Regions from separate parts of the Homo sapiens genome. Here regions 1 and 3 are each linked to region 2. Evidence: chromatin loops called from intact Hi-C (ENCODE). Cell type or tissue: PC-3. All regions are shown on one strand.

Region 1 (8,000 bases), 610 kb after region 2:
AAACAGCAGGGCATGGTGGTGCATGCCTGTAGTCCCAGCTGAGGTGGGAGGATTGCTTGAGCCCAGGAGTTCAAGGTTGCAGTGAGCTATGATCATGCCAGTGCACTCCAGCCTGGGTAACAGAGCGAGAAAAAGGAAAGGGAAGTGAAGGGGAGGGGAGAGGATGGGAGGGGAGTGGGGAAAGAGAGAGAGGAGAGAGGGAGAAAGAGAGAGAGGAGAGAGAGAGAGAGAGACAGAGAGAGAGAGAGAGAGAGAGAGAGACAGAGAGAGAGAGAAAAAGAAAGGCTTTAGCTGCCATCTTGCATCACCACGTGTGTGCGCCTAGTCTCAGCTGGTCCACCCAAGAGCCCCTGAGCACCAAGCCTAGTCCCCCGCGTGGCCCCTTATCCACTCTGAGAAGATGAAAGAAACAATCATGAACCAGGAAAAACTCCAAAGAACAATGATCCACTTTAACAACCCTGAAGTTCAGGCATTTCTGGCAGTGAACACTTTCACCATTACAGGCCATGGTGAGACAAAGCAGCTGACAGAAATGCTACGCAGCGTCTTAAACCAGCTTGCTGCAGTCAGTCTGACTAGTTTAAGGAGACTGGCTGAAGCTCTGCCCAAACAATCTGTGGATGGAAAAGCACCACTTGCTACTGGAGAGGATGATGACGATGATGAAGTTCCAGGTATCATGGAGAATTTTGATGAGGCTTCCAAGAATGAGGCAAACTGAATTGAGTCAACTTCTGAAGATAAAACTTGAAGAAGTTACTGGGAGCTGCCATTTTATATTATGACTGCTTTTCAAGAATTTTTTGTTTATGAATCTGATAAAATCTAGATCTCTAATATTTTTAAGCCCAAGCCCCTTGGACACTGCAGCTCTTTTCAGTTTGTGCTTACACACAGTTCATTCTTTACAGTTAATTAGGCCGAAGAAGCCTGGGAATAAAGTTTGAAACAAAGGTTAATAAAGTTCTTTGCCTAGAGGAAAAAAAAAAGAAAGGAAGGAAGGCTAGATTAGGGGCTAGGTGTGGTAGCTTATGCCTGCAATCTCAGCACTTTGGGAGGCTGAGGTGGGAGGATCACTTGAGCCCAGGAGCTTGAGACCAGCCTGGGCAACATGGCAAAACCCCATCTCTACTAAAAATACAAAATATTAACTGGGCATGGTGGTGAGCACCTGTAGTCCCAGCTACTTGGGAGGCTGAGGTGGGAGAATCACTTAAGCCCAGGAGGTCGAGGCTGCAAATGACCCATGATTGCACCACTGCATGCCAATGGAGGTGACAGAGCAAGAACCTGTCAAAAAAAAAAAAAAAGGAAAAGAAAAGAAATTCAATGTCTGGGCCAAGAATCCAGAATATTAACACTTTAATATTCATTTAAAGAAGAGGCTTTCCAGCACTTCACATGCCCATCCTGTAGGAAAGAGCAGAGCTCAGGAGACACAGTTCTTACCAGGCTCTCCCTGTTACAATTGTCCCGTCCATCTCAGCTCCCCAGGCTTGGATTGAATTTAGAATGTCTCCCAGCCTGCTCTCTCTGCCATGAGGCTTCCATCTGTTGGTCCCAGCTCTCTGTGGAAGTGTAATTCTTTCCTAAATGCAGCTCTGTTTTCTCCATCACCTACCTCCTCTGCCAAGGCTGCTTTCACAGGAGTTCCCCAAATACAGATCCCAGAGTATTTACACATCGAAATAAGCAAATGCTACAAGTTAGAGTTTTCTCCTCTCCCTTCCCCAGCCAACTCTGGTTACTAACATTTACCAGCATAGCACTGCATGCAGTTATAAATGTAGTAAATCATACTGCTATATATTTCTATATCCAGATCCTTCATATGGCATGGCTGGAAGATAAGGTTCCCAGTCAGAGCCACGATAGAAAGAGGGTGGATGGGTGGAGGCTTCGTTTCACCTAGGAATTTCCCCACGGGTAGTCAGCAAAAGTATGCTGAAGGAAAAGACAACAGACTTCCTAGGGCCTGGAGGAAGCACCTGTTTTCTAGGAAAAGTAATTTTCTTTTTTAAAATATATTTTTAGTAGAGATGGGGTTTCACCATTTTGGCCAGGCTGGTCTCAAACTTCTGACCTCAGGTGATCCGCCTGCTTCAGCCTCCTGAACTGCTGGGATTATAGGTATGAGCCACTGCACCTGGCCTCAGGAAAAGTAATTTTCTTTCTTTATTTTTTTTTTGAGACGGAGTTTGCTCTTGTTGCCCAGGCTGGAGTGCAGTGGCACAGTCTTGGCTCACTGCAACCTCTGCATCCCAGGTTCAAACAATTCTCCTGCCTCAGCCTCCCAAGTAGCTGGGATTACAGGTGCCCGCCACCACGCCCAGCTAATTTTTCTATTTTTAGTAGAGACGGGGTTTCACTATATTGGCCAGGCTGGTCGCGAACTCCTGACCTCAGGAGATCCACCCACCTTGGCCTCCCAAAGTGCTGGGATTATAGGCGTGAGCCACCGTGACCGGCCAGTAAAAGTAATTTTCTAACAGGTGAAGGAGATGAGTGGGTCTGTGTTCCTCAGAATGGGGACACTGGCTGGGTGGCTAGAGAGTGGCCCACTGAGGCAGGGCTGCCCCCAATAGGCAGTCTAGGTCCTTGCTCATCTGGCTGGCAACTCTCCCTGCAGTAGTGGGGATGTACCCAGACTAGGAGGATTGGTGAGAGCCCCAGACTCGGGATGTGGAGGGCTGGTTTCTGACTGTGACAGTTATGATGGTCCCCGGAGAGGGTAGGGGAAGAGGGAGAAGGCTGTGAGTTAACAGTGAAACACCCTGTAGCAATGGCCCAATGAATGAGGGATTGGCAGTGCCAAGTTCCTAAAGGAGCATTAACTGTGCTGGGGGCACGGATGCAGGCTCCCACAGAGGTGGAATGAACTGCCCTGGCAAGTCTAGGACCCGTGGAGCCCCACTGAGACTCCATCACCTTAACTCCAAAAACAGGAAAATGTTTGTAAATCAAATCCGCTCTGTTTTCTTTATTTCTCCAGATTTGTTTTCTTCTTGGACTCATTATCTTTATGGAAACTAGGTCGAATTGGATTCTTTTCTATTTCTATCAGCCATGTATAGCCCCATTAGCTTTCTAATACTGTTAGAGAGTCTTTCAATTATGTTAAAAATGGAGCCAAATTTGCCATTCTTAAAAACGTTTAAGCTTCCATGCAAGTTCCCTTGACCTGGTTTTCTTTTGTCCCCTTGGGACACGGAATTCCTGTTAATGATACCTTATGACACTGCAGAAGACAGGAAGACATTGATGTCAAAGGGCAGCTGACCCTTGAAACCAACAGACTGGAGAAGAGCCATTTTTCCCTTTCCCAGGTCACAAATGATGTGGGAGAGAAGTTGCCAAACACTGCCCTTGTGTGTTTTTTAAACATCAATTTAGGAAAGTATAGACACAAGGAAGAGAAAATTCAATACTAATTCAAAGAAATGTATTTAATTTGAATGTTGGATAAACAATAGCTCTGTCATGAGGTAATAATAAATTATATATTTCGACATCCAAATTTCGAAAACTTAGCCAGGTGTGAGGATGTGTGCCCATTGTCCCAGCTACTCCAAGGCTGAGGTGGGAGGATCGCTTGAGCCCAGGAGTTTGAGGCTGCAGTAAGCTGTGATCACACCACTGCACTCCAGCCTGAGTGACAGAGCAAGACTCTGTTGAAAGAAGGAAACAGAGAGCGAGAGAAGGAGGAGAAAGAAAAGAAAGAAAAGAAAGGAAGAAAGAAAGAGAAGAAAGAAAAGAAAGAAAAGAAAGAAAAGAAAGGAAGAAAGAAAGAGAAGAAAGAAAAGAAAGAAAAGAAAGGAAAGAAAGAAAGAAAGAGAGAGAGAAAGAAAGAAAGAAAGAAAGAAAGAAAGAAAGAAAGAAAAAGAGAAAGAAAGAAAGAGAAAGAGGAGGGGAGGGGAGGGGGGAGGGGAGAAAAAGAGAGGCCAAAAGCTGTGCTAAGGAGTCTCAGAACAACACCCCCAACCCATCCAAGCATTCTTAGGCTTAAATGATAATTATCCCAGATCTGGAGGTAACAGGGCAACCTGAAACCAATGCTCCTGTTTATAACATTCACCCCCAATCTGACTTGCCACAGTCTTAGGACTAAGGTCCTAGACCCAAATCTACGGTGTTGGGGTTGACGAAGACCATCTGATGGTTCTATTAAACCAACTTAGACCTTTCTGATCTTATTTAAAATGGGGGACGAGACCGTGCCTCTACCCCTAAATCGTTATGTCTATTACTGTGCTACCATCTAATGGCGAAGTGTATTAAAACACAAATGAAACCTACTCCAAGGAACACTGACTACCGTTAAATTTTTTTTCCTATGGCCAATAGTTATATCTCTCTATCTCTCCAGATAAGGCACCAAATTTTCTCCATCATTCATAAAAAATGCCCCCAGATTAAGATTTCTGGCAGGGAAAAAGTAATAAAGTCTAATTTACGCAGAAAAAAATTATGTAACATTAGGGAGGACAGAGGGATTTTTCTAAAACACTCTCAAAGTGTACAACATAAGACAAAACATTATTTTAAGATAGATATTGTTTAACTTTCTCATATATGAGAAGTTACTAATGGCAGAAATATTAACGCAGTATAGTTTGTGCAGAATGCATTACCGTCTTACAGAGAGGATAAAAATGAAGCCATCACCCTCTACAGAGACTATTCACCACCCTAAAAATAAAGTCTCATAGCAAAAATAAAGTTTGACTGTTACGTGATAAAAAAGATAGCGGATTACCAACATTTTTCCCTCTGCTCCTGCTGGCTAAGATTTCAGATTCCTATTACAACTTATTTGGGAATTTTCCTCCCAGGGCTAAATGTTAGAAGTGGGGATCATTTAGGGAAATGTAGTAGGCAATGAAAACAAAGAATTCTCCTCCCCACCCCTAAGCTCTTCCTTTTCTCTAAAAGGGCACAGGACATATATATTGGGGATTTTCTACTTCCTGAGCAGTTGCATTAATGTCACCAATAACTCAAACTTTAAATCACATCAGGAGACAGCCAGGTCCCCAAGAACTCCTGGGACACAGCCAGCTGGTCCACAGTGCATCGAGGCTTGCTGCAGAGCCCCCACAGAGTGGTCCCGTATGGGCTGGGAGGGTGACATGGACAGGTGACAACCAGACACTCAATCAGTTGGTAGGGCACAGCTGCCATGGGAACAGAGAGTGAGATGGGTAGGCAGAATTAGGACACCCCAAAACATGGCTTCGAACACCAGTTGTGCTGTGAAATTTTGAGACACGTATTAGTACACTTAAAAAAAATCTAGAGATGCAAATTTCAAGTTGATTTCCAACCAGGGCGTGGACAGGGTCACTATAAGAGCAGAGAATATAGCTTCTGGGTTGGGATACACACTGATGTGCCCCTTCCCAAACAGTGCCTCTCTTTCCCACAACTACTGGAGCACGGAGTAATGGAAATCGTGTACTGCTAAGTTATAAGCATATGTAAAAACACAAAACTGGGCCAGGCACAGTGGCTGGTGCCTGTACTTTCAGCACTTTGGGAGGCTGAGGTGGGAGGATTGCTTGAGCCCAAGGGTTTGAGACCAGTCGCTACTGAGGCAGCTGAGGCAGGAGGATCCCTTGAGCCCAGGAATTCTAGGCTGCAGTGAGTTATGATCAAGCCACTGCACTCCAGCCTGGGTGACAGACAGCAAACTTCTCTTCGAAAAACAAACTAACAAAAAAAAAAACAACTCACAGAACTGTACAAAACACCACATCTGTTCCCCTCTTGACCTTTATTTTCACCCCAGCCCACAGGTAAGATACAACCACCAGTCCTGTCTCCTAAATCAGTGGTTCTTAAACTGTTGTTCCCAATCAGCAGCATCAGCGTCCCCTGGGAGCTTGTTAGACATGCAAAGCCTGAGCCAGGTGCGGTGGCTCACACCTGTAATCCCAGCACTTTGGGAGGCCAAGGTGCATGCATCACCTAAGGTCAGGAGTTCGAGACCAGCCTGACCAACATGGTGAAACCCTGTCTCTACTAAAAATACAAAAATTAGCTGGGCGTGCTGGCACAGCTTGTAATCCCAGCTACTTGGGAGCTGAGGGAGGAGAATTGCTTGAACCTGGAAGGCAGGGGTTGCAGTGAGCCGAAATCGTGCCACTACACTCCAGCCTGGGCAACAAGAGTGAAACTCCATCTCAAAAAAAAAAAAAAAAGAAAAGAAAAAAGAAATGCAAAGCCTCAGGCCTCATCCCATTATTACTGAATCAGAAACTCTGGGGGTGGGTTCCACAAATTTGCATTTTAACAAGTTCTCTGGGTGATTCTGATACACACACGAGCTTGACAACTGTTCCAAATGCAGATGCTGAAAGCGCATACAAGGATGCAGTTTGTTGGCTAAAAGATGTCAAACAAGGGTGTAACCAAGTCTAGCTAAAACGTGAAGCTCTGGAATCAACACCTTCCTCCTGTAACTTCAACTCCCTCAAATGTCATATGATGTGGCGTTTTGGTCCAGACCACCCCAGCAGCTTTAGTGGGGTCAGCCCACCTCAAGAGCCTGGTTATTTTCTCCGGGAACTGAAGCAAAGTTGTTGGAACAAAGCTAGTAATCCGAGGTAGAGTTAAATAGAGAAGTCCTTGGGGACCCTATATCTCCCTATTTTGTTTTCTAATCTTTAGGATCAGTAGTTCATTTCCTAATCCAGCAAGAATGGTTGGCAAGTCTGGGCTGTTAGGTGGGAGAAACACCGCCCTGGAACACTGAGATCTCGTTGTACACAAAGGAAACAGCGTGGTCCTGCTAACAGCTTGGGAACTGAGATAGCAACAGAACCACCAACAGAACCCCGTGAAAAGAGGACAAAAAGCCATTTATCGTATGGTTGTTCTTTTCTGATAAATATGAAAGTTACAGAAAAGTCTAAATAATACTGTAACTGAAACCTATATTCCCACCACCTTGATTAATAACTGTTAACACTGTGTCAAATTAAACAGCAGTTTTGCAAAGCTGTGAAAAACTGCATCTGGCAGTGAGCTGGGAAACAAAGAGGAAAACAGCTAGAATAGGGAGAAATGAGCTAAGTATTTCTGAAATAATTTTTTAACAAAGAATGTCCCCATTCTTTTATCAGAAAACATTTCAAATATGAAGTTTCCACAGAGCCACTAATAATAGTTTGTAAATTTGCGTAGCTGGAGGCTGGAGAGTTGAAATTTACAAGTAATGAAGAGCAGAAAAATAGCTGTAGAGGAAGCCAGCTCGTTTCCTTGGGGAAAACAGAATATGCTTTAGGACAACCCCCTACCCTCTGAAGAGAGCAGGAAAGAAATCAGGCTGGTTCAACAGAAATCCGGCTGCAGATCAAGAAAGTGTGAGGCTTTCCCATCGCTGTTTATGGAGTTGAGGCCAAACGCTGGAAGACCCACAAGAAAGAACTGTTACCCAGGGCATTCCCTCGCTGGCTGACCTTGGACTATCTGCTTGGTGTTACCCATCAAAGCAGAGGGGCAGTAAGAACATGCACTGAAGTAAGAATCATGAGCTATTAGTGCTTCTACCCAGGGTGGGGAAAACATGGAAGTGTGGAGGCTGGAGGGCTGCTTTCCAGAGGACAAGGTCACAGGGAGCTGAGCTGGCCAAGGAGCAGGCAGGAAGGGCTGTCATCTTTGCTCTGATTCAACCAGTTTTACAGTCACCATGGCAGCCCCTGTGGCAACATCCAGAACTTCTGAAATGATAACTCCTGCAGCTCTGAGGGTGTGTCTTCTGTTCTTTGACAAGTGCATTCCATTGCTGAAGGGGAACAAAATTTAAAATATTTATCCTGGCTGGGCGCGGTGGCTCACGCCTGTAATCCCAGCACTTTGGGAGGCCGAGGCAGGCGGATCACGAGGTCAGGAGATCGAGACCATCCTGGCTAACACAGTGAAACCCCATCTCTACTAAAAATACAAAAAATTAGCCGGGCGTGGTGGTGGGCGCCTGTTGTCCCAGCTACTCGGGA
Region 2 (8,000 bases):
GGCGCAATCTCGGCTCACTGCAACCTCTGCCTCCTGGGTTCAAGTGATTCTCCTGCCTTAGCCTCCTCAGTAGCTGGGACTACAGGTGTGTGCCACCACGCCTGCATGCAAGGGTTTTTTCTGGGGAAATTGTGACAGAAATGTGGAAGGGAGCTGCAGGAGTCTGGGAGACCCATCCAGTGTGATGTGAGTCTGGCCCCACAGGAAGGGGAAGGTGAGAGTGGAGGGTAGACGTAGTCTGCCGACCCTGAAGTCTAAGGAAAGTTCAGCAAACCACCATGGAATCCTTGAGCCAAAGCTAGCGACAAAGGATTTCTGTCCCTAGGGGAAGCCTGGCTTTGGTGTGAGTGGCAGGAGCCCCTGGTCAATTTTGCTGCCCAGAGTTAGAGGTCTACAAGGTGCGTTCCCCTGGCCACCATGCTCCCAATCCTCATCTCATCTCTGGCCCACCTCTTCCGTTCCTGCTGTGCCAACCCAACTTACTCTTTCCCATATGTGAGTCTTTGTAAAGGCTGTTTGCTGTGCCCGAATTACTCATCTTCTCACCTCCCCTGTCCCCTTTCCCTTCCCCCAACTCACTGATACTTCAGCTGAAACATCACTTCCTCCAGGAGACTACCCCATCCGTCTCCCACGTGCTCCCACAGCCTGGATCCTTCTCCATCCACATTCCTCATCTCCTGTGTTTAATGCCTAACTCCATCCTCAGATGTGAGACTTTAGCAGGCAGGAACTGTGACTATTTTATCCACTGCCATATCCCCAAAGCCTGGCATATAATAAGTGCTCAGTAAAATATTCATTGTTGAGCCAGCAAGGTCACCTGAGTCTGGCAGATGCAAGGAAAGAATGTCACAGTTTTGAGAGTAGTCAACCATGGAGGCTCGGAAAAGGGAAGCATGGAGGCAAACTGGCAGAGTCCATCCAGGCATTAGCAGTCGGTTGAGCTCAACATCATGAACGCTGATTTGTGCCATAGAGCATCTACTATGTGCTAGGTGCTGGTAGCTAACCAATGAATAGAACCTCTTAAAGTGTAATATGGCACGGGTACGACTAGCTGGGGCCATGGTCGCAGGTGGTAAAGGAATTTACCAAGACAGTTGTAGGTAAAGAAAGGCGGATTATAAGAGGAAGTATGAAAATACCTTGCAACGTTGCAATGGGCAGCACAGCAGAGAAGCGTCTGTCTGCCAAGAGGTGGGGGCCTGGAGGGAAATTTTACAGGGCCGTGCTGGAGGGGGCTATGTGCTGAATGAGGACATTGTGCCCCCAGAACAGGCCATTGTTTGTGATTCTGATTTGTGTTTCTCAGAATGATTGTTCATTGTTCTTCCCCACCTGGGGCCCCTTCCTCTTGTTGCTTACTTATCTAATCAGGACTTCACCTAAGGAATTGTGTAGTCAGTCTAGGGGAGAGACAATGCTGTCAGCCTACTAAAAACCAACTCTTCCAGCAGGTGTATGTGCACCTATTGTTAAAGGTGATGGCAATAATATGTAACTGATATTACAACAGTTGGTCTGATGTGGCAAAGACACTGACAAATTTGAACAGATGCCAGTCATTAATAACTGGTGTAGCCATGGGGAAGATTCCAGCTGAGTATTGGCTGACTGAATGCAGGCAGAGAGCCGTGCCATTTCCACTGGAATCTACCTCTTGCCATACTTGTTCTGACCCATGACCACCAAGGAAAGCCCCCGGCGCCCTGCCCCTGCCTGTTTGGTTGGTCATGCGGACACAAATATCTGATCTTATTTCTCATTTTAAGTGATGGCTTTATGCATCATTCTCTTGTGAGCTTCTTGAGTCCCCGCACCACAGAGCCATGGACAAAATAGAGTTTCTCGGCATGCAAGACCAAGGTCTGAAACCTGGGCCCTGGTACCTACCTTCTTTAGGGCCAGGCCAACTTGTGAGCCCCCTTCCTACAACCCCAGACCTCTCTGTGCTGACAGACAGCTCTCTTTGATGGCTGCCATTGGCACTGGGGAGTTGATACTTGAATGGGGGCGGGTGGGGTGGCCTCTCAGACTGTAGGCTCGGGAGTAGCCCTTCCAAGAGGCTGACCCTGATAGTTGAGTCAAACTGGTGACAGAATTGATGTGAGAGCTTGACAGCAGACCTAGGGCAGATAGCTAGGGGCTGCTAACCAGAGACTTAGTAATTAGCATGCAAATTGAGCAAGAAGGTGATCAAAGCTGGGAAGTGGAGGAAATTAGATGTCTGCTTCTGCCGGCATTCTCATACACGCTGAAGAGGCAGTAGTTTGTCCAGCTGTGTGTCTTAAAGATACCATCTGTGTCAGTCTCAGAGGTGCCAGGAGCCCCTCTCCCAATTACCTGTCATCTCTGCATCAAATTCTCCAAAGTGGATTTTGTTGTGGTTGTTGTTGTTGTTGTTTTGAGATGGAGTCTCGCTCTGTCGCCGAGGCTGGAGTGCAATGGTGCGGTCTCGGCTCACTGCAACTTCCGCCTCCCGGGTTCAAGTGATTCTCCTGCCTCAGTCTCCCAAGTAGCTGGGATTACAGGCGCCCGCCACCGTGCCTGGCTAATTTTTGTATTTTTAGTAGAGACAGGGTTTCACCATCTTGGCCAGGCTGGTCTTGAACTCCTGACCTCGTGATCCACCCGCCTCACCCTCCCAAAGTGCTGGGATTACAGGCGTGAGACACTGCGCCCGGCCTCCAAAGTGGATTTTTGCTCAATATGTTCTATTCCCAGCTGTCTCAGACATGGGTGGGGTAATGACTGATTCCTAAATCCGTTGACCTCAGCTTTTTTTTTGACACAGGGTTTCCCTCTGTCGCCCAGGCTGGAGTGCAGTGGTGCAATCACATCTCACTGCAGCCTCAACCTCCTGGGCTCAAGCAATTCTCCCAGCTCAGCCTCCTGAATAGCTGGATCTGCAGGCCCGCACCACCATGCGTAGCTACATTATTTATTTATTTTGTAGAGATGGGGTCTCCCTATGTTGCTCAGGCTGGTCTCATACTCCTGGGCTCAAGCGATCCTCCCGCCTCGGGCTCCCAAAATGCTGGGATTTACAGGCATGAGCCGCCAGGCCCGGTGACCTCAGCTTTTACCCAGCACCATCAAAGCAGGACGCACTGCACAAACCTGAACATTAGCTGTTGTCTAGCTGCCGGAGTATGCCTGGGGAACAGTCACAGTTGTTGCAGCTACACAGCATGTGTGCGTTTGTGAGTCTGGAGTTGGAGTTGAGTGAGACCCTGATACTAGGGAAAGAGACGGAAAGCCAGACTCTTACTTAAGGGCTTCTATCGCAGGAGGGAAGATTTCTTCCAAGAGCTCAGTGCAATAAATGAAAGAAATTTAGAAGGCTGCCAGGCTCAGGGCAGCCCCGGAGCATCAGAAGTAGGAGGCTGAGGGTCGGGAATGGGGAGCAGGGGTTAGAACTGAGGAAGCAGGGGTTAGAACTGAGGGGTTGCTGAAGACACCACCACGTTTCAGAACTCAGGATAGGGCCTGCCTGGGGACTCGCACAGAGGAGAAGGAACCGGTAGTCTAAAATACTAAAACGTGTGGAATTCCTGCATGGAGGCTTCCTACTGGGAGTGTAAAATTTCTGTGAGAACTGTAAGAAGTAAGCAAACAGCATCAGAGGACATGAGCCCCGTGGAAAGTGCCTCAAAGTGTGGTTTGAGGATTACCCGCCTGAGACTCCAAAGAGGTGTTTGCCAAAAAAGGCAGATTCTTGGGCCACACCCGGCTCTATGGAGTGGGAAGCGCTGAGGGTGGGGCCTGGGCGCCTGCTCTCAGAACTGGTGCCGCTGAAAGCTTGCAGAGCCCAAACGCTGCGAGGAGGTCGCACCAGCAAGTGAGGAAGCAGAAGGGATGGCTTCCTGCGCCTCCCACACAATTTTCAACTTTTCAGGAAGTACCATAGGAGAAGTCAAGGTAGATGAATACGTTTTTCTTTGGTCCCTAGCATTTTTCTTTTAAAATTTTATTTTCCTTTTGAAAAAGAATGTGAGAACAAAGTCTGAGAACGAATGTGAGAACGAATCTCGAAACGTGAGAAAAAGGCCTTCTTCCCCCCCTCCACCTCCCCTGCGTGGTCCTTGGGTGCTCTGTGAACGGTGACCCCACCCTCACAGGGACCCTGACTCCTGAGGGGTCACCACTCATATCCTGTGAGAGACTACGCTATTCCCTGATTCAGCGGGGTCTCCAGGTCTGAACGCCCAAGGCCAACACAGAGGCCTAAAAATAGAGCCCGGGAGGCCCAGTCAAACCGGAAGAGAGCCAGAGGCCTCCCTGGAGTCCCGAAGACGATCTGAACCAAGGAGCCCAGCGCCCTCTAGCGGGAGACAAGCTGCTTCGCGGCCCTGGTCTCCGGTCAGAGGCACTGGGCTGGGGCTGAGCACTCCGAGGCGGAAACCAAAGGGTGTGCCCCTGGGGACACCGCCTCAAGACCCCTGACTGAGGCTCCAAAAGGAAAAATTGTGCCACTTGTGTTTTACGAACTTCAACGTAATTGTAGGATACATTGCTGTAATGTATAATGTTGTAATAATGATTACCTTCTATAACCACAGATTTTTATATTTATTTATTTATTTATTTTTGAGACAGAGTCTTGATCTGCCACCCAGTCTGGAGTGCAGTGGCACGATCTCAGCTCACTGCAACCTCCGCCTCCCGGGTTCAAGCAATTCTCTGCCTCAGCCTCCTGAGTAGCTGGAATTACAGGCGCCTGCCACCATGCCCAGCTAATTTTTGTATTTTTTGTAGAGACGGAGTTTCACCATCTTGGCCAGGCTGCTCTTGAATTCCTGACCTCGTGATCCACCCGCCTCGGCCTCCCAAAGTGCTGAGATTACAGGCGTCAGCCACCGCGCCTGGCCGACTTTTATTTCTTTACTTATTTACTTATTTATTTATTTTCTGAGATGGGGTCTTGCTCTGTCGCCCAGGCTGGAGTGCAATGGCGTGATCTCAGCTCACTGCAACCTCTGCCTACTGGGTTCAAGTGATTCTCCTGCCTCAGCCTCCCCAGTAGCTGGGATTACAGGCACGCACCACCATGCCCGGCTAATTTTTGTATTTTTATTAGAGATAGGATTTCACCATGTTGGCCAGGCTGGTCTCAAACTCTTGACCTCAGGTGATCCACCCTCCTTGGCCTTCCAAAGTGCTGAGATTACAGGCGTGAGCCACTGCCCCTGGCCTAGCATCACAGACTTTAGACCCTTTTCATTACTTCTCAGTGAGACCAAGGTTCCTATCACTAAATTCACATGCACATAACATATAACCTGGAAGGGTACCCAAGCACCTCCGACAGCTGCACCAAGATTCCATCTGGGAAAGCTGTTCTCTGGGGGAACATACAACTTTGGGATGGGTGCTCAGGAGCCTTAATAGCAGAAAAGGACCCCTTGCAAGTCAGAAAATTTGGCTGAATCATTCCAGGCACTCTCTGAGGGGGCAGATGTCTCTGCTGGCTAATTGTTCCCCCACCTGAAGACATCAACTCAGTTTTCCCTAAGTCAGAGAGAAAACATACTCCTACTGTACATATTTCGAGAAAGGAAATATACAGCTGAACACTGAAGTGCCCAGTTAGGCTTTGAAGAAAAGGATTGTGGCCGAAAGACACCAGGCTTTTAATAAAAGCTAAAAAGCAAAAGTGTATACCACCTCACACCCATGCGGATGGTGACTATTAAAAAACTAAAGAAAGAAAGAAAATAAGTGTTGGTGAGGATGGAGAAATTGGAACTCTTGTCCTCTGTTAATGGAAACGTAGAATGGTACAGCTGCTGTGGAAAGCAGTATGTCAGTTCCTCAAAAAATTAAAAATGGAATGACCATTCAATTCGGCAATTCCACTTCTTTTTCTTTTTTTTTTTTTTTTGAGACGGAGTCTCGCTTTGTTGCCCAGGCTGGAGTGCAGTGGCACAATCTTGGCTCACTGCAACCTCTGCCTACCAGGTTCAAACGATTCCCCTGCTTCAGCCTCCTGAGTAGCTGGGATTACAGGCACCTGCCACCACGCCCGGCTAATTTTTGTATTTTAGTAGAGACGGGGTTTCACCATGTTGGCAAGGCTGGTCTCAAACTCCTGACCTCATGTGATCCGCCTGCCTCGGCCTCCCAAAGCACTGGGATTACAGGCGTGAGCCACTGCGCCCGGCCCCAATTCCACTTCTGAGTGTGTAACTACAAAAATTGAAAGCACAGTCTCAAAGAGATAGCTGCACACCTTTGTTCATAGCAGCATCATTCCGAATAGCCAAAAGGTGGGGGCAACACAAATGTCCCTCAACAGAACAACAGATCACCAAAATGTGGTGTATACCCACAAAGGAATATGATTTGCCCTTTAAAAGGATGGAAATTGAGCCGGGCATGGTGGCTCATGCCTGTAATCCCAGCACTTTGGGAGGCTGAGGTGGGTGGATCCCTGAGGTCAGGAGTTCGAGACCAGCCTGGCCAACATAGTGAAACCTTGTCTCTACTAAAAATACAAAAATTTAGCTGGGCATGGTGGCGGCGCCTGTAATCCCAGCTACTCAGGAGGCTGAGGCAGGAGAATCGCTTGAATCTGGGAGGCGGAGGTTACGGTGAGCCGAGATCATGCCATTGCACTCCAGCCTGGGCGACAAGAGCAAAACTCTGTCTCAAAAAAAAAAAAAAGATGGAAATTCTGCTGGCACGGTGACTCACATCTGTAATCCCAACACTTTGGGAGGCCAAGGTGAATGGATCATGAGGTCAGGAGTTCAAGACCAGCCTGCCTAACATGGTGAAAGCCCGTCTCTACTCAAAATACAAAAATTAGCCGGGCATGGTGACATGAGGCAGGATAATCGCTTGAATCTGGGAGGTGGAGGCTGTGGTGAGCCAAGATTGTGTCACTGTACTCCAGTCTGGGCAACAGAGCAAGACTCTGTCTCAAAAAGAAAAAAAAAAAGGATGGAAATTCTGACAAATCCTACAACACAGATGAACCTTGAGAACACATTACACTAAGTAATTTAGGTCAGACACAAAAAGATAAATACTGTGTGAGCCCACTTATATGACATACCTAGTCATGAAAATCATAGAGACAGACAGCAGAATGATGGCTGCCAGGGGCTGGGGGGAAGAGAATGGGAGTTATTGTTCAATGGGGATGGAGTTTCAGTTATGCAAGATGAAAGGTTCTGGAGAACTTTGAGTGATAATGATGTGTCAGTGTAGGTTCACTGATCATAACGAGTGCAGCACTCTGGTGGAAGATGTCAAGCAGGGGATCTGTGCACCTGTGGGGATAGTGGGCACATGGGAACTCTGTACTCTGCTCTCAATTTTTCTGTGAACCTAAAACTGTTCCTTTAAAAGTTGTGACACTAAACTGCTCTTTAAAAAGTTTAATAATTTGTCTGGGCGTGGTGGCTCACACCTGTAATCTCAGCACTTTGGGAGGCTGAGGCAGGCAGATTACCTGAGATCAGGAGTTCGAGACCAGCCTGACCAACATGGAGAAACCTTGTCGCTACTAAAAATACAAAAAATTAGCAGGGAGTGGTGGCGCATGCCTGTAATCCCAGCTACTTGGGAGGCTGAGGCAGGAGAATTGCTTGAACCCGGGAGGCGGAGGTTGCGGTGAGCTGAGATTGCACCATCGCATTCTAGTCTGGGCAACAAGAGCAAAACCCTGTCTCAAAAAAAAAAAATGTTTAATAATTTTCTTTAAAAAGTTCTAGAGATGGATGGTGGTGATGGCTGCACAATAATGTAAATTTCCTTAATACTATTAAAACTGTACACTTAAAATGGTTATGATAGTAAATTTTATGTGTATTTTATCACAATTAAAATTTTAAAATAAATAAAGTAAAAAACAAAAGGCGGAGGGACAGATAGGCTAGAAAGGGACTGTAATTTAATAACCAGAGAGTACTGCGCATTTAGAAATGTCATCAATAGGAGTTATAGTCATTTGGGGATATATATTTTTAAGTATTTTATATTAACATGAA
Region 3 (8,000 bases), 280 kb before region 2:
GTTGGAATAGGAATTCCTCATGCAGTTTGGAAGCTGACTTCAGCAAATTTTTATTTTAGCTAAAAAATGTCCAAAACTTGATGTACTTTATTCATCTGATGACAGAACAAGGCCAAGAAATATATTTTTATCTTCATGACCCAGTGCTTGGCCCAGATGTATTATTTGGCTGATGTAATGAACTGTTTGGTCTGTTTCCCCTGTTGCGTTTGTGTCTGATTTTTTGAGATGATCATTTAAGGTTTTAACTTTTATTCGGAAGCCTCTTCCTCCCTGAAATACCTTAGATCTTAAACTCTCCTACAAACATCAGCTGCAATCACAATGTCAAGTAGATGCTGTATAAACCTCTTGCAAGAGCGGTAAGGAAAAAAGGAATGTACAGATGAACAATATAAGAAATGAAAGAGGAGACATCATTACAGCTTTGACAGACATTAAAAAGATAAGAGGAAAGTAGAAAAAGTTTTATGCCAACAAATTCCATAACTTCCACGAAATGGACACGTTCCTAGAAAAGGGATACATAGCATGTGAGACATTTTAGCTAGGATCTCAGAGAGTTAAATCTCCCAACTGCCAAATCTAAGGGCACTTTTGGGGTTTTACCTTACCCTTCAGTGAATTTGACACTGCTGACTGCATCCTCCTTAAAATCTTCCTGTTTTGGCTTCCATGAAACACTGTTAGTAGTGTTTCTCCATGTAAACCTCGTTTCCCTCCTTTTTCCTTTCTGCTTAATTACAGAAATTCTGTAACTTTTTTTTTTTTTTTGAGACAGAGTCTCACTCTGTTGCCTAGGCTGAAGTGCAGTGGTGCGACACGGCTCACTGCAGCCTCGACCTCCCCATGCTCAGGTGATCCTCCCACCTCAGCCTCCTGAGTAGCTGGGACTAGAAGTGTGCACCACCACGCCCAGCTAATTTTTGTATTTTTCGTACAGATGGAGTTTTGCCATGTTGCCCAGGCTGGTCTTGAACTCCTGGGCTCAAGTGATCCTCTTGCCTCAGCGTCCCAGTGTTGGGATTACGGGCATGAGCCACTGCGCCCAGCCTCTGTGACTTTTTAAATTCCACATCTGCATACAGGGCTCTAACTACCATTTGTATGCTGATGGCTCCCAAATCTGCAGCCCCAATTGCTTCCTTGATTCTCGATTTGACTCAATATCCAACTTTTATCAAGACAATTATCTATGCTGGCCATTTATCAATGAGTCCCCGCTACCTCTCGGATGTGTTCAGACCCTTCAAACTCATTTCCTCCTTGTCTGCTATTAATACCCAGTTTTCATTTGGGAACTGTCCCTACCCCATTCTCAGTCCTTTTCAGTCAGGAAGAGTCCTCCTCCCCCTCAGCCTCTATATAAGCATGTGACCTGATTTTATCCCCTCCAGCCCATCTTCCACACTGTGAACAAATATATCTCATAATGGTGGTGGTTTTAAAGCCTAGGCCCAAGTCTTTGACACCCCTCCATAGAGAGGCGGGGTGTCCCCCATGAAATCTGGGCAGGCTTGTGACTGCATCGACCAGTAAAGCCCTGCAGAAGTGACACTGTGTGACTTCCAAAGTTAGGGCAGAAAAGTCCAAGTCCACACAGCTTCCACTGGTCCTGCAATGTTCATTCTCTGGGGGCCTCCTCTCAGGAAATTCCCTCTCAGAAGCCAGCTGTCATAGTGTGAAAAGTCCAAGTCACGTGGGGAGGCCATGTGTAGGCGCTTTGCTGACCCATCCTAGTTGACCCAGCTTTCAAGTTACCCCAGTCCAGGCAGGCTGAGATTCCTGAGAATCTTCTCAGAAGTGGATCCTCTAGCCCCAGCTGTTCCAGCTATCAGCCATTTCAGTCTCCCGAGCTGAGGCTCCAGATACAAGGAGCAAAGAAGAATTATCTTGGTGTGCTCTGTCCAAGCTCCTGACCACAGAATTTGTGATCAGAAAAAAATGGTTGTGTTAAGCTGCTAAATTTGGGGGTAATTTGTGACACAGTGATAGTAACTGGAACACTTATGCCACACCCCTGCTTAAAATGTTCCAGTGATTCTGCATCACCACCACCGAGATGAAGTCCAAATTCCTTTGCCATTCAGTACTAGATGCCTGTCCACCCCACCAGATCCATCTCCTGTCTCTGCCCACACAAGCCCTAGTGCCAGCCACACTGCAATTCCTGGAATCATCCCTACTTCCCTGGGCTCCCATGCCTTTGTATATTTTGTTGCTCTGCCTGGATGTCTTTCTGACATCCAAGATATTCAGCAAATCATCTGGAAAACTGGGGGATGCAAATCCACTGACGTCCCTGAAATCCTTTTTCTCCAGGAGGAATGATTGACTGGCCCTAAGACAGTTCAAGTGCTCTGCAAAAGAATATTCACAGAATGTGGGTTATTTTCTAGGTCTCTGAATAAAATACTGGTTATATAGAATTGATTCTGGAGCCAGATTGCCTGCATTCAGCTGCCAGCTCTACCACTGATTAGTGGGGGACTTTGTGCAGCCTGTTTAACTTCTCTGTGCTTCAATTGCCCCATCTGTAAAATGGGGTAATAAATAATCCTTACTTTGTAGAGTTATGGTAAGGATTAAAAGAGTTAAAATGTGTAAAGGGTTTTTAGAATGATGCCTGGCAGAGAGTGCTTGGGTAAATAAGTGTTTGTTGAAAATAAAACAAATCTGCAAATAGTTAACTGTAGTCATTGCTCAAGTCCCTTTGAGTATCGCCTTCTTTGGGACACCTCCCCGAGGCCTCCCCCACGCTAGCTGGCTTCACAGATAGGTCCATGTTGTCGCAGCACCTCCAGCACATCACAGCTGCAACATTCCTCACTGTTTCTGTAAGTCTATCTTTGTAGTTGTCAGTATCTCTCAGCTCATTTCTTAGATTCTTGAAGGCAGAGGCTGGATTTTACTCATTTCTCTCTCCCTGGAATCTAAGTCTTAGTAGGCCTTCAATAATTGTGTATTAAATGGAAGCTTGCTATGATTTTAACCAACACAGTAACTCCAGGCCAGAAAAGGCTAAGCGAGTTCTTCTAAGCCATACAGGTTTTAGTGGCTGAACAAAGACTAAAATTTTTAACCCTGTTCTTCTGACTGCCAAACCTAAGCTAATGACTCGTGTGTGTGTGTATCTGTGTATGTGTACACACGCATGTGTGTGTCCACCAGTATCATCACTAACCCCTGGCCATTTGCTTTTAAAATTATTTTATTCAGAGACTTATACAATAAGTATAAGTATACAATAACCCATGTTCTTTTAGCCTCTTCTGAGACCCTGGGTTGTTTATAATAATAATCACTATTATTCCTGAAGGGAGGCTATTGCACCCTTCCAATTATTCAGACGATTTGCTGACTGTCTGGATAATTCCGAAGCCTTTAACCCCTCCCTAACGTTAGAGGCGGTAACTTTCATCCGTTTACTTTTTCCAGGTGCGGAGGCGAAGCAGCCTTATTCAGAAAATCGAATTCAAACAGGACCTCAAGCTGCCGGCTGTTGCTTCTACCAACTGCCCCATTATTAACGCCAGACGGCGCTGTGTCCTCACTGGCTCTTTAACCACCACGTCGGGCTCACAGAAGGCTCAGGTTTCCTCCAGTATAGTTCAGGGGATGGTGAACGCTTCCCAACAAGCCTGCAACAGGCGCATTTCTTTCTGCTTTTGGTGCGTGTGTGTAGGGAAGTGTCCCATCTTTTAACTAGTCTTGCGGAGACCTGGCCTGGTGTTTGCAAATCTGTTTCCTCTATTATCGATCCGATCTCTGGATTGCTTTTTCTCTGACACTTGAAACAAATTCACTCCTATATATTTTTTAAGTGATTTTTTTTTTTTTTTTTTTTTTTTACAAAATAGAGCTGGGGCGGGGGGGGGGGGGTCTCGCTACGTTGCCCAGGCTGGTTTCGAACTCCTGGGCACAAGTAATTCTCCCACCTTGGCCTCCCAAAGTGGGGAATACAGACGGGAGCCACTGCGCTCGCCCCAAACAAAATCATTTAAATCACAATGCACTGAAGGCCGACTAGGTGTCAGGCGCCGCGCGGTCCGTCCCTTGTCCCCATGTCCCTGGCCAAAGGCTTGCTCTAGATCAGGGGACTCAGCCTCGAGGCTTTCCCGACGGTGTCAGCCAAGCACACACTCCCAGTTCGCAGGGCTTCGTGGTCAAGGTTCCTAGTTCACCTGTCTGGGAGGGCGAGGTGTGTCCACCCCTTCCAGCACCTGGGCAAACAGCTCCCTTTGCGGTCCTCTTCCACTGCTTTCCCTCCGCCCTGATTTTCCATTCCTTGTGAGCGGTGGTTTTGGTTGGGGGGAGGGGGCGGGGAAGGGGCCTGGCGAGGAGGGGCGTCAGAGCGCTGTCACCGGGTGTCGCGCCGCCCTCCCCGCCCCTCCGCCGGGCGTGTGGGGACGCCGGAGGGCGGGAGTCTCCGCGAGCCGCGCGGCGCACGGAGCACGGCGGCCGCCTGAGCTCGGCGCGGAGCCCGGAGCCCGCAGCCGACAGTCTCCTGCTCCCGTACGCTGGGCGCCAGCTCCGGCCGTGCTGCCCGGCTGCCTGAGAGCGCGCCCGGCCATGGAGCCCTCGCACAAAGACGCCGAGACGGCGGCGGCGGCGGCGGCGGTGGCGGCGGCGGACCCCCGGGGGGCGTCCTCGTCCAGCGGGGTGGTGGTGCAGGTCCGCGAGAAGAAGGGCCCCCTGCGCGCCGCCATCCCCTACATGCCCTTCCCCGTGGCCGTCATCTGCCTCTTCCTCAACACTTTCGTGCCGGGACTGGGTAAGACACGGCTGCCGCGACCCTTGCGACCCCCACCCCGCCGCGGGAGGGCGTGGGGGGAGAGAAGGGCGCGGCCGGAGACCTCCTGGCGGGGCCGCGCGCTCCAAGTGCTGCGACCACGCGCCACCGCCCGCTCCTGGCGTCCCCGGGCAGGTGGCAGAAGCGCGTGGAGTGTGCACCCCAGAGGGGAGAGGCTGCGCTGGGGTCTCCGACCCGCAGGCGGGGCCCCAAAGAGCCGGAAACTTTGCGGCCAATGTTGGAGCCCGCAGCGGCGGCCGGAATGGCTCTGCCGGCTTCGGAGTAGGGCTCCCGTCCCGGCGCCCCGATTTCTGCTCCTTCTCTCCGTCGTGTGCATCCGTCCGCGAGCCCACTTCCCCGAGAGGAATGGGGTCGGATCAGAATGAGCTCTAGGGCCTCGGCGGCGAGGATCAAACTCCCGGGCGTCGAAGTCAGCTGAGCCGGGGAAAGAGGACGAGCCGGGCTAGATATACCTGCAGCCCCCTTTGGTTCGCGGAGTGCGGACCGCGTGGGGACGAGAACTCTAGCCAGAGTCTCCTCCGCCTCATTCAGGGGTACCTGCACTTCCGCCAGCACCCCGCAGGGCGCCAGGGGGATGGGGGATGATTTTATTAGTTTGGATGCATGTGGCCAGAGATGAACCCATAGCTCCCTCGGATCCCTTCTGTTCCTGAGAAGTAGAGAGTGCGCCGATGTAATTCTGTGCAGGACTCCGGCAGCCGGCAGGGGTTCTGGTGGCATCTATGTCCCACGTTTTAAAGCAGAGGCCCCTTACAGAGATGGTGCAGGAGGGTGAATGGAGGCAGGGAATGAGAAGTTTTCCTGACCCTCCCTCCCTTAACTCCACCCCCAGGTCTCTGCCTGCACGCCCCTCCCCTCCTCCAGCTTGGCACTGGCTGCTCCTGCGTGCTGGGAGGTGCCCCCCTCTCCCGTGCCCGCCCGAAGAACCAGGCGCCCCAGTGCCCTCTCCGGGAGAAAGCGTGCCCCTGTCGGCGAGCCTGTTGCCAACGTATGGTTCCAAGTTCCCAAGAGCAGAGGCCAGCTGGAAGGGGTTTTCAGTTTGACTTTGGCCTTTCTCACGGTCTCCTCGCTCTTCGCCTGCTTAGCAGGGGCCTCTGCTGCGGTGACAGCCAAGGCCACAGCCACCCACGCAGGACCCGTTCACTTTCCCCTCCGAGCTTACTTGTCTTTCTACCCTAAGGGGCTGCTGCGGCCAGAGCAGCCTATCTGAGCAGTAAGTTAGGTGGCCTTTAGTTGGGCTTCTCTCTTCTGGGGTGCCTCCAGCAGCCTGTCCCCCTGGCTGGTGTCATCAGATCAGCTCTCTTTGCACATTTAGACACTGCAAGGAGGCCAGCTGGTGTTAATCTAGTTTTATCAGAAATTCTCACCTGCTGGAGTAAAAAGAGACTGCCTGCCCCTCCCTCTGGCGGATATGAAGATCCTCCTGAGCCAGCATGCATCTTGATCCACCTTTTTTTTTTTTTTTAAGTGGTGAGGTAAACGCCACCCTATGGTCTTTTGAGGAAACAAATGCATTGGTGCCAGGTGAGAGGGGCTGCACCAAGTCACTGCTGCACGAGGAAACCACCTTGTGGGAGACCAGCCCCAGGAGACAGCAGCTGCCCACGCATGTACCTGTGTGTACCCTCCCTGGTCTCCCTTCACTAGGTGCCTTTCCCAGCCTTAGCCCTGCTGCATTGACAGCATCGGCTGCAGGGCACCGTCCATTCCGCTGACCCCTGGCTCCTTGCCCTGGGGATCCAGCTTTTCCCTTTGTGAGATCAGAATCCTATGGGATTTTTGTGAAACAAACAAATAAACAAACAAACAAAACAAACCATTATAAGAAACCAGGAGAAAATAAAGGGAAGATATGCAAACCACAAAAGTAATAAAACAGGTGAGCTGTAGGTGCACAGATTTCTGAATTTTCAGTGACATAATCCTGGCTTTTTTTTTTTTAATTTTGCTTTGGTTGCTATTGTACAGTTTACTGGGTGCACAGGCTCCTGCTCCTCTCCACACGGAATGAGGGATTCCTGATCCTTGGTGGTGGTTCTCATCTGTAAGTCAGGCACACCTGTCTCTTGGCGTTGCTGAGAGGATGAAACGTGATTACATAAAGCCCAGCGTCTGGTGCATAGGAAGCTCTCTGGGGATGGTGGGTCCATCTTGCTCTTCTGCAGAGCTGAGCACTGGTCCCATCTCTGGGTGGGGGTCGCTGCAGCCAGGGCAGCACTGCCCTCTGGACCACTCAGAAGCAAAGGCTCTTTGAGTGCTTTTGATCCCTCTGCTCCCCTCTCCACCTGCAGTGGAGTCCCAGGCAACAAAGCAGCTCAGACCAATCTTGCAGGTGGTTTTATTGCCCCCCTTCCCCAGGAGTGGTTTAAATGGCCCCAGCTCTTGGAAATCTGCCACTTGGCCCAGATCCACTTCTCCAAGGCCTCCTGGCTTATCTGAAGCTCCCGGGACAACTGAATATTCATGGCTGATTCTGCTCTTTGATGAAATGCAGCTTCTTTCAATTCACTCATTCATTTGACCAACACAGGCACCTACCACATGCCAGGCATTGACTGGGGTTGTGATGATGAATAAATCAGTCAGGATGTCATAGACTGCTGAGGAAAATTGAGGCCAACTTTGTCTGAATTTGATAAGTGCTAGGATGGCAGCAGGAACAGAGTGTTGTAGCAGAAATTCTTCCTGGGGGCGAAGGAAGGGGGCTCAGAGAAAGCCTCCCTGAGGGAGTAGTGTTAGGTTAGAACTTGCTGAGAAAATCTATCACGTGTCCTCAGCACTTGCCATCCTCACTAAACTCCCATTCTGGAAACTGCCCAGACCACTGGCCCAAAGATCTTTTCTTTTTTTCTGGAAACTTCCTTCCCTGCAAGTCCTCTCCTGGATTGCAGATTGGATGAGAGGGCAGTTTTTGCTGAATGAAGGCTCGTTTTTTATTTTTATTTTTTCCCTTTGATGTAGGTGTCTCAGGTCCATCCAGTCTGCAGGACCAGCTGTGGAGAAGCCCCATCCTTAAAATTCCCCAGTGCCTTCTCCACCCAAGCAACAGTGCTCTCGGGATAACACTCATATCATGAGTGGGATGTGCTGTCTCCTAGGGAGTGGCTGGAAAGGAGAAGTGATTTATGATCACTCCAACTCCTCACTGAAACAATGAAAAACAATTTTTACAAGTGGACATTAGTAA

The links. Hi-C counts contacts between places; a loop is a spot of excess contacts. Peaks named below come from ENCODE experiments on the same cell type or tissue, not always from the same donor. Only the 100,000 strongest peaks of a DNase experiment are listed, where the experiment ranks them.
Region 1: a loop joins it to region 2, with 3 times the contacts of the local background. A loop is called at or near these places in 13 of 110 quality-filtered maps.
Region 3: a loop joins it to region 2, with 5 times the contacts of the local background. A loop is called at or near these places in 54 of 110 quality-filtered maps.

What each region holds. Positions count from the first base shown.
Region 1 is chr1:227,433,628-227,441,627 of GRCh38, forward strand. It overlaps the pseudogene BTF3P9. Among named protein-coding and RNA genes, the nearest start is that of LINC01641, 44 kb to the left of the region's middle. In PC-3, CTCF peaks have their summits at 4,258 (motif pointing left) and 4,461; DNase peaks (open chromatin) are centred at 4,234 and 7,694; H3K4me3 peaks cover 645 bases.
Region 2 is chr1:226,823,922-226,831,921 of GRCh38, forward strand. It overlaps LOC124904530 (a long non-coding RNA gene), which reads left to right and starts at 3,779. Exons shown (of 2, transcript XR_007066909.1): 1 at 3,779-3,924. RefSeq lists enhancers at 1,188-1,327, 4,167-4,461. In PC-3, a CTCF peak has its summit at 4,335 (motif pointing left); a DNase peak (open chromatin) is centred at 4,330; H3K27ac peaks cover 865 bases.
Region 3 is chr1:226,544,333-226,552,332 of GRCh38, forward strand. STUM (stum, mechanosensory transduction mediator homolog) reads left to right here and starts at 4,432. Exons shown (of 4, transcript NM_001003665.4): 1 at 4,432-4,774. The coding sequence starts at 4,573. RefSeq lists a silencer at 3,416-3,710. In PC-3, CTCF peaks have their summits at 3,528 and 6,284; DNase peaks (open chromatin) are centred at 3,579 and 6,249; H3K4me3 peaks cover 2,198 bases; H3K27me3 peaks cover 3,617 bases.